Linked DNA regions of Homo sapiens: regions 2, 3 and 4 are each linked to region 1. The links are chromatin contacts, found by Hi-C or POLR2A ChIA-PET in ENCODE. All regions are on one chromosome and are shown on one strand. Each heading gives the region's core, a stretch centred on a gene start or an enhancer-like site at or near the end of the contact. The rest is flanking DNA. Distances are from core to core; before and after follow the strand shown.

Region 1 (2,700 bases), core at 98-2,597:
CCTTTTCAGCAAACACAGCTGCAGTTTCCAAGGGGAAGGTGGAGCCTGCCGAGGAATCCACATTCCTCAGAGGGTGCAACAGCCCTCACCTGCTGAGGAGCTATCACTGGGAAGGCGACAGATATGGCGCTAATCCCAAGGAAGTGCATCCCCGGGCCGGAGCTAGAAACACACAACCTTGGTAAAAAATCAGAATCTAAATAGGAATAACTCATACCTCTGAGCAATGGCTCAGACATCCACCTGGTCCAGTGATCTGTGAGGGGTGGATCACTTAAATACACCCTTGTTTAAAAACAGGCAAGGATGGCTTAAACATTATCTTAAATACAAAAACAACGTGGAGAGCAAGGAAGGCAGGAGAAGAGACGGCTGAGTTCTCTTAGCTCTCTTCCCCGGTGACCTCCCGCGGGCCACAGTGGCACATCCCAGAATTCAGGCACGAATCTGGCAGCTTTTCAGAGCCCGGGTGCAGGCAGTCGGCGCTCGCCGCGTGGGAAGGCACCTTTCCACGCACTGCCCAGGATGAGCGGCGACAGCGTTCTCAGCCTCCCTCCCCTAAGGGTCCGGCCCATCCCGGAGGCCAGGGTGCCTCTTCCAATTCGACTGAGAACTGTAATCCACACTCAATCTCTGCCCGCGCAGCGAGGCTGGGGGTGTGGGGTGAGGAAGGTGGCGGTGATAGGGGGAGATACGGTGCGGGATTAACAAAGAAAAAAATCGAACCCTGTTTTCAAACGAGCAGAACCAAGAGCTACTTGCTTCCCTTTCTACCCCCAAGCCCCTTTGATCATTTTGGGTAGAGCAGGAACCAGCAGCTCAAGGAGCACTCAAATGGGAGTCCCAGAGGAGCTTTGTTCTTGGTGTGCAGTAATTAGAGCGCTTGGGGGAAAGCCCCCGCAGGGGGCCCGAGGCTAAGGCCGAGGGGGCATCGAGGGACCCTGCATGGAGTGCGCCAGCGCCAAGCCCACCCTCAGCCGCACGCGGCCTGGGCGCAGAGAGCGCGTGAGGGTGCGCGCATCGCCCACCCGCCGCGCCGCTCACCTAGCACCACCGCGGCCACGGTGGACAGCAACACCCAGTTATTCTTCAGGAAGCGCTTCCACTCGCATCCTTTCCTCGCCGGTTTCCCCATGGCTGTCGCCGCTATTGTGCGCTGGGCTCGGCCGTGCGCGCGTGGGCTGGGCGACCCGGGGACTGCTGGCTGCTCGGCGGCGCGGCGAGATGCGGGTGCACAGGGGAGAGGTGAGAGCCGGCCGCTGCAGTCGCCGCCGTCACCACCGCCGTTGCCGCCGCCACCCGGGATCGCGCACCGCGCCCGCCGCCCTGCCAGCCCGGTAGTTTTGCGTGGCAGGCGCGCCCGGCTCCTCCTGCTGCCGCCGCGCTCTGCGGCGCCTGGGCCAACCAGCGAGGAAGGAGGGAGGAGCGGCAGGCCCGGGAAGGAGGGTGGGTGCGTGCGTGGGACGCCCGGGGTCCCTAGGGAGCAGGCGTGGTAGGGCGCCCAGCGCTGCGGCAGGAGCTGGGGCGGCCTCTCCGGGAACCCTGAGTCCCGCCCCACAGCCTTCCACTGGAGTCTGTCTCGCTTTCCACGCCTCACTCATGCTAGGGCTTTGGGTTAAGGGTTTTCTTCTGTCCCTAACCCAGAGAGGCGGAGCCACTGCCCTCCTGGGCGCGGACTTCATCCTGCACGTCTCCCTCTCCGTTCTCCACACCAGCTATTTCCAGCGCCGGCACCTGCAGAACGGGTGCCCTTTCAAGTCGGGGGAAGCTGATCCTGCCTTGGGTCCCTCTTGCTCGGCTACTCAGGCTGGGATGTGCCAGCAGCCGCGAAAGCCTGAAGCTTCTGGGAGGAGAGAAAGGAGTCCTGGGGCAGAACATGGCTTTGGAAACTTTCACGCGGAGCCTCCAGTGCCCCCACAGGGATTATTCTCCTCTTCGAGTCGCTGGAGGTGATTTGTCTGTGGACACTGGGCTTGGGAGTGTTCCCTGCACAAGGAGATGGTGATTTCTCTTAGAACTTTACTTCTGCTCCTTGGGACTTGCTCTGTGACCACAGGCCCTGGAGCATGGAGGCTTGGGGCAGTGATTAGAACTGAGAACCGGACCCGGGAGCCGCTCTGGGGAGAAAGTGGGCGGTCCATCCCCTAAGGTCCAACGGATTGGAAAGGCAAACACAGGAGAAACTAGGTTAGTGGTGCCAAATATATTTGGTGTTGCTAAGTGAATTTCTGATGCTCTTCCATTTTTCTACCCAATTTTTTCACTCTCACGTATACAATCTCTTTCCCTCCCTTTACCAAATCAGTACCTCCGCAGCTGTAAGCGGTCTTCTTATCAGCGTTCCTAAAGTTAAGTGAGCCTGGAACCCTTTTTGCTATTGTAGAATCTACTCTGATTGTGGGTAGGGAGAATTTCCCCTACTAGATTTTCTGATGACTAAATCCCCACAATTAGAGCTTCATCCCTTTGGTGTAAATTGATACAAGCATCTTTTAAGCGATAATAGATTAAGATTTACAACCCTGTAGACTTTAGTATGAATGAGTTTATCAGCTCTTTATAGAAAGTAAACTTTGAGAGAAAGAAGGTTAGAGGGATTTTAAGGTCGTTGGGTGTCCGAGGAAGATCTGAAGAAATGTCAGAAGGGGACCCGGGTGCGGTGGCTCTTGCCTGTAATCTCAGGACTTTGGGAGTCCGAGG
Region 2 (2,700 bases), core at 201-2,700, 180 kb before region 1:
CAAGAGTTAAGACTAAGAAGAGCATAGAATGGAACATTGTGTCTCTAGAGATCAACAGGATGTCTATATTGCAGACCCAGTGATGTGGTAGGGCACACCTGGATTCAAATGTGGCTGCTCCCTTATTAGGTCTGTGGCTTTTAGTAAAAGGCTGTCTAGCTTCAGATTCTGCATCTGTAAAATAGGGATAATATCTCCCTGATAGAGTTATTGTAGGGTTGAGATGAATTAGCATACGCAATGTGCCTAGCACTTTGCAGATCCTCAGTAAAGACTGATTCTTCTCTCCCAATACAACTCTGGCTATTTATTAATTTGTTTTGCTTGTCACTCTCCTTGATTTCTTAGCATTGGTGTTGGTGACCTACCTGTTAGGATCATCACAGGTCCTGTCCCACATCACTCTGGGTGTCAGCAAGTTGTGAGTGACAAATCAATGATCTGGACACTATAGATAGTTAGGTGCCCACCTGTATCTCTTGATATGCAGAGAGACACAGCACTAGGAACTGGATAAGGATACAATATGCCCTTCTTCATCATACCAAGTTTTTCCCTTCCAGGGAAATAAACTCCAGTTACCAAAATGAATACCCAATCTTGTCTTGACCATCCTTCTGCACTATTTCCAATTGTATAACTCTCTAATGCAAAATATTAGTAATAAATGACTGAACATAATTTAGGATTTAAAATTTTTTTTTCAGAGGCAGCATTGGCCTTCCTAGATTTTTTGGATTGCTAGAAGGAGCCACTACCTGCTCCTTTCCTTCATTTTTCTCTATTAGATGTAGTGAATGTCCCCTACTCATTCAGAACTCTTGCTCTGCGCACCACCTCTGACAGTGTTTACAGTAACTGTGGTTTTGGCAAATGCAATAACTACCCATTGGACTACTCAATGCTTGCCTTAAACTAAACCCCAGAAAAGGCTGGACACCGTTATGGAAAGACTGACATATTTCTATTGCTGCTAACAGGGGATACCTAACTTTTAAATATGTTTAAGAATTAACCTTATATTTCTAATTAGCACACGTTTGTTATTGACGGTGGCCATGTTTTCCGAAGCAAACATAACATTTAATAAGCAAAAGAGTATTTTTAGGAACAGGCAACTATATTAAATGAGAATTGTTACAGAAACTACAAGGCTTGGGGTCGTGCAGCTACTAAACGTGTACTATTTAAATTATAACAGACCTATGATCTCATTCTACTTTCAGAATGAAAACGGTAAACATTCTGACATGGTAATTGGGGATAGCAGGAGCTGATGGAAAGAAGATCGGGATTGTTAGCATTTCTCTATCCGTCTAGCACGCCAGACAGGGCCAGTCTCTCCGGCTGGGGGCACTGCGTGGGCAACAGCGACCGTGAGGGCGCGCGTCTGCGCTGGGGCCTCGCGCGCGTTCCACGATGAAGACTGCGCGTTTGAGTGTCCCTGGCAACGCCACGCTTCCGCCTTCTGGAAGCCTGCACTCCAGCTTCGAGTGTGAGAGACCCGTCCCGGTGGGAGGGACCTGGGCTGGGGGGGACGGTAGGGGAACAAGGGCGTGGGACTGGGGAAGCTTCTGGGAACATTTGCTCTAGGTATTCAGCTAAACTAAGAAAAATTGGTCCAAGGCTCGGCACAAAAGGATCTTCTCATTCCAGTCCTTTCGCCCACGCAGGGAACGATGCCTCTGGAGGTGGTGGTGGAGCTGCAGATCCGGGCGGTAAGAGATCGATGAACTCCCCCTCCTTAACCTCAAGTCGGACTCTAAATAGTCTCAGGTGGTTTTCAACAACCCTCCCCCACATCCCCCACTTACCACAAACACATCATTATCTTCTGGGACAGATCGCACCTTTGTCTTTTTCTCCATATTGGTTTTCCCTGACTTCCTAACCTTTAATTCAGCTCCACCTGTTCCCACTTTTTTTTTTTTCTGTTCTAAAGCTAACATGTTTCTTATCTTTATCATGAATTTTTAATTTCTTTTCAAACAACCCTGCATTAAGTCCAGGTAGAATTTATTTTCTTCTCCTGGATAAAGATTTGTGAAAGGATTTTCAACTTCTTTAAATAACCAGGGAATAATTTTAAAAAGCTCCATCACTTCCTGATTATTTGCCAACTCTATGAACCAATCAGATATTTTCTATGATATTTCCCCTTAGTGATAGCTCTGGCTTGCTAATTCCAAAAGGGAAATCAATCAATCACTATTTCGTAATTACCAAATCCTTCCTAAGTGAAGTGCTGTGGCAGAGTGACTCCATGGTTTCTACTTGGGGGTCTGTCACTCCCTCTTATTTCAGTTTCCATTTTCCAATCCTTCCATGTAGTTAGTAACAGAATATCATGCCGCTTTTCCTCTAGGGGCTTTTCTACTGGCTATGATTACAAGCACAGTGCTAACAGGAAATTGTCATGGAATCTGGTTGTCTTCCATACAATTGGCAAATGGTGTGGTTTCATCATACATGTGGGTGTGAAAGGTGATCAACATTTCCTGGATTTGTCCCACTTTGCTGACAGCAAATAGGGCTAGACCTTATTAGTAGTGCTATACCAGTTTTAAGCTCTAAAAATTGTGCAGGAAGAAGGAACTCTTGAGAAGCTAAGTGATAAATCTGTCTCCCTCCTCATCAAGGCAAAAATTAAGCAAGTTTTCATCTCACTTCATTCACCATTATTTGTTAATTTTATTTTGA
Region 3 (2,700 bases), core at 99-2,598, 200 kb before region 1:
CAACTATCTCATTATTTGCACAATAGTTTCATAAATTCAGGGGTCGTGGTGGCATAGGTTTGTGATTATGCATAGATTCGACAGTGTAGACTCTCCCCTCAAGGATGTTCTAGTATCCTAATCCAGTTTAGCCACTGAACACCTAATTTACTAGTAGCGAAAAACACCAAAATCTCAATACGGCACAATGCACTGCAGAGATCAGCCAGCCATCAAGTAGCAGGTTGACTACCCTGGTCCCACTTCATCTCAGAGGGACTGGTAATTCCTCACTTGAACGAGCCCACTCTAGATGTGGAAGTGCCCTCCCTCCTTGCCATGCTTCTAATCAGTAATACATCTGTAGTCTTACTAAATGAATTATTCACCATACCACACTATTTTTTGACCCAGAAACTCATTTTACAGCAAAAGAAATGAAGACTGTAGGGTTCATGAAATTCACTGTTCTCATCACGAACATCACTACCCAGAAGCAGGTTTTATAAAATGCTGAAGATACATAGTGCCAGATGGGTTACAACACTTTGTGATATTTGGATATTTTCCTACACAAAATTGCTTCTGAACAAGGCACTCAGCTTACAGCAAAAGTGAAAGAACTGCTTCTCATTTACTAGGTTTCTCATGGCTTCAAAGCAACCAACTTTCAGAGTGCCAGCTGGGTGAAAACACCTTGAGGAATGTTGTTTCACCAGATGCAGTACATGCTCTGAAAGAGCAATCAGTATATGGTACTATTTTTCCTTCAGCAGCAAAACATGGGCCTAGAAAGCAAGGACTGTAGGCGGGAGTGGCAATTCACATATCACAACTAAGATTCATGTGCAAATTTTTTGCTTTCTATCCTTATGACTCAAGGCTCTGCTCATTTTAAGATTTTACTATCTGTCCAAGGGAGGCCTGTGTATTCATTTTTTTTCCATTATAAATAATACCACATTGATTATATGTAGAAAAACTTTGTCTTTATTTCCTTGGGTACTATTTTTTAGTTAAACACAGTCTTTTTTCTTTCTTTAAAATGAAAAGTATGAGCAAAGTGAATATTTTACGAATAAATTACATAAAAGGAAGGGAAAAAATTTAAAGTAATATTTATTATATTGACATAACTGAAGCATAAACGAAATTCAAAAAACGTTGGGTAAATAAACACCAACAGGAAAAAGATTTCAAAATGCCATGTAAAAAGTTCATGAACATATTACAAATAAAAACCATGTTTACTAAATTAACATACTACTTGGAATTAAAAAAAAAAAAAGTTTTAAACCTTAACTCCTAACACTTCCCAGCAGCATTTTCATGCCAGCGGTATCATGCTGCCTATAATTCTCAGAACACACCATGCTGTTTCCTAACTGCCCGTCTCATGCTGTTGCTGTTGGCTTGCCTCCCTTATACATGAAAAACTCCTATCTGTTCCTTGAAATCAAGCTCAGATGCTGGCTCCTCTGGGAAGCCTTCACTTGTATCAACCCCCCTCTTACCCTTTTTCCCCAATAGAAAAAACCTATTTTTCAGTTCTTTATATATACATTTCTATTACTATATTTATCTGAGTAACAGTTCAAGGATCTGCCTGAATTATAAAGCATCATATCCAAAACCTGAAAAAAAATGAATAATCTTTAAAACATAAGATAATCAGATTCCAAGGAAGCAAAGAGGAAAAAGAAAAAAGCAAAGACTACTTAGGAAATGGAAAGAGGCTATGGAATACATAAAGTTGTCTTAAAGGTAGTACACTATATAATAATACTTTTGCTTCTCTTTACCATTTGGTTTGCTCTGTCAATTAATTTTATTTATAACCAAAAAAAAAAAAAATTCTAAAACAAGATCTATACAGCTGTGCCAGAAGCTACAAAATTGGAGTTTGCCACTTTTCTTTTTGGCTCTCTTTTTATAAATCCATTTTTTGCACATGTACATATGATACCAAACATTACAAAGAAGGAAATCCAAGTAGTAGACTTACCAAAATGTCTGATTTTTTGCTCATATTTTTGCATAAATGATTCTGATTTATCTTCATCTTCTGTGTCTTTTCTTTTATCTTGATTAATAAAACTCTAAGAAAAAATTTTAGAAATTTAAATCAGATTTTAAATTCTAATTGAATCTTCTTTCTCAGATACTGAATATCTAGCAATTCTTCCTATAGACAATATATGTGGTATAGTATCATACTGATATTACATGATTAAATTCATCTGGTAAACTATTTTTAAAAATTAAAATTTTCTTGTATGGGAGTCTTATTAATTTTGTTTAAAATGATGTATGAGGCCGGGTGTGGTGGCTCACGCCTGTAATCCCAGCACTTTGGGAGGCCGAGGCGGGTGGATCACGAGGTCAGGAGTTCAAGACCAGCCTGGCCAACATAGTGAAACCCCGTCTCTACTAAAAATACAAAAAATAGCTGGGCATGGTGGTGGATGCCTGTAATCCCGGCTACTCGGGAGGCTGAGGCAGGAGAATCTTGCGTGAACCCAGGAGGCAGAGGTTGTAGTGAGCTGAGATCATGCCACTGCACTCCAGCCCAGGCGACAGAACAAGACTCCATCTCACAAAAAAATACATACGATATATGTGTGGATATAGGTTCATCTTAGAAATCATACAGAAAAACAACTGAATTAACCTTTTTGGTAAGCTGAATTTCCCAATTAAAAGCAGGTATAGAAACATCCT
Region 4 (2,500 bases), core at 1-2,500, 250 kb before region 1:
ATCAGTTCTGGACCTCTGAGGAGAATGGTAACTGTGTTTTATTTTCAGAGAGCCTTCTTTCTGCCTTAGCATAGTGTCCGGGACAAAGCAATGATGATAAATGGACAACCATTATTGAACATTGACCCCGTAGCTGGCATTGCACTAAGTACTACATTATTTTAACTCCTCCATTCTACTCCTCTATGCCCATTTTACAGGCAAAATGATACTCACTCGAACGTTTTTGTCCTCTGTTTCCATTCTTGAAACATGCCAAACCTCCAGTTTTAGGGCCTTTTCCTAAAACTGGACATAGGAAGGGCCCATGTCTCTCTCTTCCATATTCTAATTAAGCACTCAGCACACATGCCATCTCTTCAAAGCTTTTCCGACCGCCTATCTACAACAGCCTGCCTCCACAGTTTCACACACTCTTTTACGTTATTTATAAAAGAGTCTCACTCAATGGAAGCTGGATTTCCTCTCCTGTAAAATGAGGTAGGCCCTCTCGGCTCAAGGTCACTCCCTGTGATTCTACACAGAGAGGGAGTGGGAAGAGAGGGCGCTCGGCAGCAGAGGAGGAGGAGGAAGGAGGGAAGGGCGAAGGCGGGAGTGGGTGCAGAAGCGGGGGGTCTGGCGGTCCAGGGGGGTAGAAGGGAGGGGCGGATTCGAGTGGGCGCCAGGTGGAGGTGGGGCCAGGGTTGTCAAGGGAGCACGAAAGGGGTCGCGGTGTGTCCGGCAAGGACTGGGTAGGGCAGCGCCTGCTATGGACTAGGGGCGAGGGCTACGAAAGGGTTGTTGGAGGGGTGGATGCGGGTGGATCCCGAAACCAAGCGGCTCCGAGGGGCGACTAGAGGTGGGGAGGGGGCGCGCAGGAGTTGCCAAGGTCGGACAGAGGGGAGCGCGGTCTATCCGGCTGGGAATGGGCCGGACAGGGCGCGGGGTTCCGGGGTCGCGGAGAGGCGCGGAGGTAGATCTGAGCCGAGTGGAGGGCGCGTGGGGGTGGGTGCAGAGGGGCGCCGAAGGGATCCGGGCCCAGCGGCCGGTGGAGAGGGGCCGCGGAGAGGCGCAGGTGGGAGCTGGGCGGCCGAGCGAGCGCAGAGGGGGCGCGGCTTGCGCGGCTTGCGCGGCTGGGCGGGAACAGGCGCTCGGTCGGGGGCGGGGGGTGCGCCGGGGTAGCCGAGAGGCGGACGCAACAGCGGGGTCCCGCGCTGTCTGGGCGGCCCCAGGGGCTGTCGGCTCACTTCCGGGAACGCCGGGGAACCGCAGTAGCCGCCTGCTAGTGGCGCTGCTAGCCGGCCGGCGCAGGCTGCCGAGCGGGTGAGCGCGCAGGCCAGGCCAAAGCCCTGGTACCCGCGCGGTGCGGGCCTCAGTCTGCGGCCATGGGGGCGTCCGCGCGGCTGCTGCGAGCGGTGATCATGGGGGCCCCGGGCTCGGGCAAGGGCACCGTGTCGTCGCGCATCACTACACACTTCGAGCTGAAGCACCTCTCCAGCGGGGACCTGCTCCGGGACAACATGCTGCGGGGCACAGGTGGGAGCTCTGGGCCCAGGGCCGGCCGTGCGCTGTCACCCGGGTCGGACTTCGCGGGCGAGGGGCCGAAGCTGGGCACGCGGGTCCCTGGCTGCGGGCGCGGCATTTCCCTCCCGCCGCCCGGGACAGAGACCTCGGGCTGCTGAGCGACTGCGCCCCAAAACCTCCGGCCTCCGTGGGCCGCTTCGGGCGGGTTATGGGGTGGCGGTGGGGGAAGGGACTGGAAAGTTAGGTCGAGCTCGAAGTTCAGAGATGAAAGGAAACCACCGGGCTTTGTTTCAGAGGCCCAAGTCCTCCCAGTGGCAGCCACTCTTGGGGGTCCATCGAGCTGAGCCGCAGCTTGTTCAACGTGCTGGTGCCTTTGGAAGACTGTCATTAGCCCTGCTAGAGTCTGCTCGTTCTGTTTTGTTTTCTTTGTTTCTTTCTTTTCTCTTTCTTTTTTGGTGTGGTTAAGCTCTATGAGATCTTGTAGTTCTGACCTTTCCCCCATATTCCCAAGGCCAAGTATTATTTACCCTTGTTGCAGTCATAAAATTATCTCATTTTGATATCCTTAGATTTCGTAGACACGAAGGCTATTCTTGTGCATGGTTCTATAAAATATTTTGTTTCTCATGCCAAATAAATTCTTACAGCTCGGCACGAAAGGCAGTTAACAATCTACACTATACAATGGGTGAATTTGTGGTATGTAAATTCTCTCTTAAGAGGGTTGTTTTTGAAAAGCCAATCGCAGGAGTTTTTTTCTCAAAAAATGTTGACCTTACTTTTCAAAATAGAACCCGTTTTGAAACTCATTTTGAAACCCATTTACATAGAAATAATGCTTCCACAAGGCCTTTTTCTTTTGTTTTCCTTCTTTTTTTTTTTTTTTTTGTAAGGATAGCAAACAGGATAGACGTGCATAGCATAAAAAACAACGCCCTCTTTCGTTCCCTACCTCAGTCCCATTCTTCGGAGGGGAACAGAGTTTTCCTTCTAGAAA

Evidence for each region. A loop is a pair of places that touch in the nucleus more often than their neighbours do. ChIA-PET counts read pairs that join two places held with the same protein, here RNA polymerase II (POLR2A). Pooled maps may share reads with other maps.
Region 2: a loop to region 1 is called in a map of PC-3, with 5 times the contacts of the local background. The contact joins the promoter of SPATA6L here to the promoter of SLC1A1 in region 1. A Hi-C loop is called at or near these places in 4 of 168 maps with a recorded cell type or tissue (Caco-2, PC-3, chondrocyte and 1 more), 17 of 37 single-sample maps with no recorded cell type and 18 of 50 pooled maps. POLR2A ChIA-PET finds 5 or more read pairs at or near these places in 7 of 52 experiments (GM12878, MCF 10A, PC-9 and 3 more).
Region 3: a loop to region 1 is called in a pooled map, with 2.2 times the contacts of the local background. The contact joins the enhancer-like site here to the promoter of SLC1A1 in region 1. A Hi-C loop is called at or near these places in 1 of 50 pooled maps. POLR2A ChIA-PET finds 5 or more read pairs at or near these places in 2 of 52 experiments (GM12878 and WTC11).
Region 4: a map of endothelial cell of umbilical vein shows a loop between it and region 1 (4-fold over the local background). The contact joins the promoter of AK3 here to the promoter of SLC1A1 in region 1. A Hi-C loop is called at or near these places in 2 of 168 maps with a recorded cell type or tissue (endothelial cell of umbilical vein and mammary epithelial cell), 12 of 37 single-sample maps with no recorded cell type and 12 of 50 pooled maps. POLR2A ChIA-PET finds 5 or more read pairs at or near these places in 3 of 52 experiments (MCF 10A and WTC11).

The regions. Positions count from the first base shown.
Region 1 is chr9:4,489,115-4,491,814 of GRCh38, reverse strand. SLC1A1 (solute carrier family 1 member 1) reads right to left here and starts at 1,347. Exons shown (of 12, transcript NM_004170.6): 1 at 1,045-1,347. The coding sequence starts at 1,135. It also overlaps a transcript of GLIS3 not described here. RefSeq lists a silencer at 1,120-1,549 and an enhancer at 1,700-1,749.
Region 2 is chr9:4,665,230-4,667,929 of GRCh38, reverse strand. SPATA6L (spermatogenesis associated 6 like) reads left to right here and starts at 1,450. Exons shown (of 12, transcript NM_001353486.2): 1 at 1,450-1,718. The coding sequence starts at 1,680. It overlaps PLPP6 (phospholipid phosphatase 6), which reads right to left. Exons shown (of 1, transcript NM_203453.5): 1 at 2,672-2,700. RefSeq lists silencers at 1,522-1,601, 1,612-1,661.
Region 3 is chr9:4,687,891-4,690,590 of GRCh38, reverse strand. CDC37L1 (cell division cycle 37 like 1, HSP90 cochaperone) reads right to left here. Exons shown (of 7, transcript NM_017913.4): 3 at 1,985-2,078. Among named protein-coding and RNA genes, the nearest start is that of CDC37L1, 9.7 kb to the right of the region's middle. Within about 2 kb of position 1,348, at least 4 of the 41 ENCODE cell types and tissues checked have a DNase peak (open chromatin) inside an H3K27ac peak, as active enhancers do; they include GM12878, where a contact is called at or near this core.
Region 4 is chr9:4,739,952-4,742,451 of GRCh38, reverse strand. AK3 (adenylate kinase 3) reads left to right here and starts at 1,250. Exons shown (of 5, transcript NM_016282.4): 1 at 1,250-1,515. The coding sequence starts at 1,365. RefSeq lists silencers at 861-1,350, 1,581-1,720.